2 separate regions of the Mus musculus genome follow, and region 1 is linked to region 2. The links are chromatin loops, found by intact Hi-C in ENCODE. Cell type or tissue: left cerebral cortex. All regions are shown on one strand.

Region 1 (2,500 bases), 65 kb after region 2:
TTTGAGGGATTATTTCTGGGATCCCTCTAATTTGCTGAATATGGGTGCTGAAGCGCGTTCCCTCCTCCTACTGCAATATGATAGGCATCTTTACTGCCCCATGAGTCCTTCTTTTTGCCTTGTCTAAAACGAAGTGCCTTACTCAAGTCGAGTCACTGTATTAGATATTTGAATTTTGAGTACAGAATCTCTGTATACTTAAGGATTCTCAAATACTAGCCAACCAACTACCCACTTCAAGCCATACCCGAAACAAGACAATAGCCACACGATAAAACAAGGTCAGTCCGTCTCTTAAGAAATAGTCTGGTTGAAATTGCATTCCATGGCTTCTGCTCCCTAAAGAATTCTAGAAATCAAGTCTTCCTAAAAGCACCTTGCGGCGCTACATACGCTCACGCCCCTTCCCCTCTATCCGTCTCCCGCCCCACTCATGGCTGGGTTCGTGAGCAGAATCCAATTTTCCATGGCCCACTGGATCTCCCGGGAGGTTCCGCACAAGCGGAGGCAGGAGGGGCTTCAGGGACACCAAGAGCCTTCGGCGGTCTGGGGTATCCCCACCTCATTTTGGTGCCCACCCCTCAGACTCTCCAGCTCCAGGAAACCCGAAAACCGACACTGTGGGGTCACTGCCCTTCCCGGATGTCTCTCGTCCCCGGAAGCAACCGGGCCCAGCAGCACCCCAGTTCCTTTTTCTCCCAAGGCCGATATGGGGTGCGGAGGTGATCTCGGCCGGTGTCCACGACCCCCGCACCCTCCCCGCCCCCCACGCCCGGGCCTGGCTTCCTGCCAAGTCCGCAGCAGCAGCGCAGGTTACCGGGAGTTGGAAGACGACGCTCGCTGCCGGGTGGGGCAGGCTGCTGGAGGCTCGCCGGCGGCGTCTGCATCTGAAGCGGCGGCGGCTCGGCGTCCGGGGGCCTGAGGCCCGGAGTGGGGCCGGGCAGAGGGGCGCAGCGTCGCCGCTTCGGGGAACCGGGGCTCAGCAGCGCCGCCTCGAACTCCATGGGCCGCTTCAGTGTCGCCCCGCACGCCATCCCGCGGAAGGGCCAGAGACCAGACGCAGACGCGGCAGCAAGGACTGCCCTGGATCCAACTCTTCAGCTACGGCTCCCAAGCCAAGCCGGCTCCAATGGCGCCTCCGGCACCCGGCAGCCGCGCTGGCCCCGCCTCCTGTGACGTCACGGGCGTGCGCCACCGCCCGGCAGAGGGGAAGAAGTCGGAAAAGGGCCGATCCGGGAGGCCCGCGAGCCTGGGCTCGGCCCATGGCGCCCCCTGCGGAAGAAGTAGGCCGGTCTGGGCGGAGAGCGTGGTCGCCTAGCAACACCCCCGCCCCCGCCCCTCCCAGGGCCCCCCCCTTCACGCTCTCTGCCGGAGTGGCCTGGGAGGTCTTTCGCACCTGCGCGGCAGGGGCCTCGGGGGCGGGGGATGGGAGAGACCCTGGGAGACCGGGGTTCCCTTGGCCGCGTGACCGATAAAAGAGGTGATTCTAAAGGGTTATCAAAGGATTTTGTCTTGAGTCCCAGGAAATCTTCACAAACATAACCGGGTTATCTAAGGATAGACTTTATTTAATCCACGAACCCTGTGCAATCATGGGCAAAATTGGAAGGGGAGGTGTGTTACAAATGAATGTATTTTGGGGATAGATGACCCGGCCATTAATCGGATCACTAAATGGATATGTGTTACGCAAAAAAGGATTAAAAGGAAAAAAAAAAAAACAAAAAACAATCCTACCAGAAAACTCACTGGCTTAAACTGTCTAACCAAGTGATACCAGGGTGTTAGGAACTTCCCCTGATAGCTGATTTGGCAGTTGGCTTCCTCATCCGACTTGGCAACTCAGACTGGTTCTTCCTCGGGTCAATCGAGATTCTCTGCCGTACTGTTGGCTGGAAAATGCTTTTGATATTCAGCAAATGAATAGAAAACAGGGAGGTTCTGCTTTAGGGAACTCTGGTTGTAATTTTCCTGGGGAGTAACTCCAGTGCTTTCAAATACATCAATAGAGTCATCAGAACAACACCTCCACATTCAAAGCCTTTCTGTAATTATTTGTATATTAGTGGCTGTGATTCCTGTAATCTGGCTTTAACATTATCTCTGTAACAGATTTTTCTAGAACAGTCCAAATTTTAGATACTCATTTCTAATTGCCAAGATGGCTGTCACAGTACTTCAACACACTTGGGGTTAGACAATAAAGGCATACTATCTCCAATCTTCCTCCTCCTTCTCCGCCTCTTCTTCCTTCTCCTCCTGTTCGTTTTGGTTGCTTTTCTCTGAGTCCTCTTCCGTTTCTACAAACTCTTTAAAGATCATAACATAGGTCATATACTTTCACATTTATTTCTGTAAAATATAAGACAGCACAGCATACCAAATTGCTGGTTTTCTGTTTGTTTTGCCATATTGGGATTCAAGCCTCCCTAGGCACATTACCCATGTTAAGTTTATTTTAGCACATTTATTGTCAATATAGATGTAACGTGGTTTAAAC
Region 2 (2,500 bases):
GCACACTGACCCAGACTCCCTCAACCCTGCAGCAGCCAGCTAGCAAACGCTGAGGATCATTCTTACCAGCGACTCGGACCACGGCACGTTCTGCAGGGTCCAGCACAGAATCCTGGCTTTTCCGCTTCTTCTGCTCATGCAGTGGCAGGTTCCAGGGCAAGGTGTCCCCAGGGGGACAAGGAGACAGGCTCCCTGACCGCTCACTCCGGTAAGACCTCTCACTCCGACATGACCTCTCACTCCGACAGGATCGCTCACTGAGCGTTTCTTCATCAGAGGAAGACATGGTCCAAGCAAGAGTGGCTACAGGAAGGACCAGATGTCCTGGGAGAAGGGATCTGGAAGAGAGAAAGAATACATGTGAAGGATAAAATAAAATAAAGGATCAAGAGTCACACAAGGATCCTGGCTCTGCCTGCTACTGACTTGACTTGACGTCTTTACCTACTTGAACCTCAGTTTTTTGTTTTGTTTTTTTTTTTTCATTTACAAAACGAAATAGCACATGCCAAGACTAATTTATGAGGCATAGGGGAAAATTATATTAGGTAACATACACACACATACACACACACACACTCATATATGAGAGACAGAGAGGAAGCGAGAGAGATGGTTAAGAGAGTATACTATCCTTGTAGGAGACCTGACTTCCATTCCCAACACCTGCTTCTGGCAGATCACAACTGCCTGAGCTATCTGTGACTCTAGCTCCAGGGAGCTGAGGCCCTCCTCCAGTCTCTTCAGGCTCCAGTGCTCATGCACACATATCCATACACAAACCACACACATACACAGAATTAACAATAAAATAAGTTTTTAGCTAGGCCTGCCTGGTAGAGCATGCCCGTAATCACAACACTCAGGAAGCAGAGGCAGCCAGAGCTCTGTGAGCCTGGTCTACATGGCAAGTTCCAGGCTAGCCATGGCTACATAGAGAAATTGTCTACAATAAGAAAACAAAAACAAAACAAAAAACCCCAAAAACAAACAACAAAAACAAAAATACTGTGTGAGTGTTAGCATTTACTACTGATTGTCAGGCAGAAAAATAGGAGCTTAAATTCTACTCCATTATCCATTATTATCCATTAGCTATATGTCCCCAGAGAAGCCATTTAATCTTGTCACCCTCGACATTCTCACCTATAAAATGGAGATGGTGCTAGTTAGCCTCCCATCTCACAGGGTTGTTTGCAAGAACTAAACTGGTTCCTGCCATTTGATGCCAGGTAGCCAGTAAGCACTCAATACAGAATCTGCTTTTACCTCCCCCTTCCTCTCACCTCCCAGGAATGCTATAAGGATAAAATGGGACAACAGATGGAAAGGATTTTCAAAAGCTCACGCAGGGTCTCATCGGCAGGCATGGAAAGAGGCGTGAGCTAGAACAGGTGGAAATTCCCGATTCCTCCAGCACACAGATTAGACACGGCCCCAAACCTGAAGCAAGGTAGACCTGGTGTGGCCACTTACAGTTGTCGAGATCGGGGTCAAGTCACTCCACCTCTCAGGGACTCAGTTTCATCATCTGCACAGTGGGGGAGGGACGGTACTTCTCCTTAGAGGATATTTTAAGGACACCGCGAAATGTGCATGTAAACTTAGCTGGTTCCATGTATGTCACACAGCAGGCATTAGATAAAATATTCATTGGCTCATTCCAAGGGCTGTTCGGGAATAGATCACACAGCGTGGGGGCAGGGGTGATGGTAAGGACTGGCAGGTTTTCTGGTCAGTTTAGCTAGTGGAGGGAGAAGAGTGGAATCACTATCATTTCAAGCCAGCTGGGTTCCACCAGCCAGACTGGGCAGCCTTCCCTCAGCCGGGCTCAGTTCACTGCCCAGAACCATCTGCTACACATGGCCCACCACCCCAAGGGCTCTCAGAGCCAAGCTGGTGCATGCCTTCAGCTGTCGGCCTTCCTATAAGGCCCAGATCTAGCTCAGGTACACAGTTCTGTTGGGGCTCTAGAGTCCAAGGAAGGCAAGAGCTGTCTGTCAACTTTTCCTTACGGGGAATATCTGCATACTGAGCTGTGCAGAGCAGGAAAGTGGCCTAAATGGCTGGGTCTTTGGCACAGCTCCTCCTGGATTCTGGGAATCTCAGCTTAGAAGCAGCAAGAGGCAGAGACTGCCTCCTGGGTCACTGACATCTCTCCCAGAAGCACAGAACTCAGACAAAAGAACCATCTTACGGTGCAGGGGGGTCTCTATAAAACCCATGGCAGATAGAACAGCTCTGCCAGGACATTCCTGTGCCAGGAGCGTATGGATCTTCTCATGGAACACTCAGACCCTCTCTCACCACCGAAAGAGTTGAAAGATCCAAGGACTGGCACAGCTTTGCCCTTTGTCGCAGCATTTGCCCCCAGTCTCACCATTACTATCTAGCACCTACTTGCCACCTTTTTTGTCCGTTCAGGTGCTGAAGTGACAGCCCCAACCTCCAGGAAACTCGGGCTGTGCTATCCTACCCTCAGCGCTGGGCAGGAAACTGC

The links. Hi-C counts contacts between places; a loop is a spot of excess contacts. Peaks named below come from ENCODE experiments on the same cell type or tissue, not always from the same donor. Only the 100,000 strongest peaks of a DNase experiment are listed, where the experiment ranks them.
Region 1: it touches region 2 in a loop (2.7-fold over the local background); 2 of 42 quality-filtered maps call a loop at or near these places.

What each region holds. Positions count from the first base shown.
Region 1 is chr4:123,749,131-123,751,630 of GRCm38, forward strand. It overlaps Akirin1 (akirin 1), which reads right to left and starts at 1,169. Exons shown (of 5, transcript NM_023423.3): 1 at 818-1,169. The coding sequence starts at 1,034. In left cerebral cortex, a CTCF peak has its summit at 1,243; DNase peaks (open chromatin) are centred at 85, 502, 1,213 and 1,809; H3K4me3 peaks cover 2,052 bases; H3K27ac peaks cover 2,064 bases.
Region 2 is chr4:123,683,904-123,686,403 of GRCm38, forward strand. Macf1 (microtubule-actin crosslinking factor 1) reads right to left here and starts at 457. Exons shown (of 98, transcript NM_001199136.1): 1 at 67-457. The coding sequence starts at 286. In left cerebral cortex, no CTCF peak of the experiment used is centred here; DNase peaks (open chromatin) are centred at 1,370, 1,834 and 1,974; H3K4me3 peaks cover 1,659 bases; H3K27ac peaks cover 2,500 bases.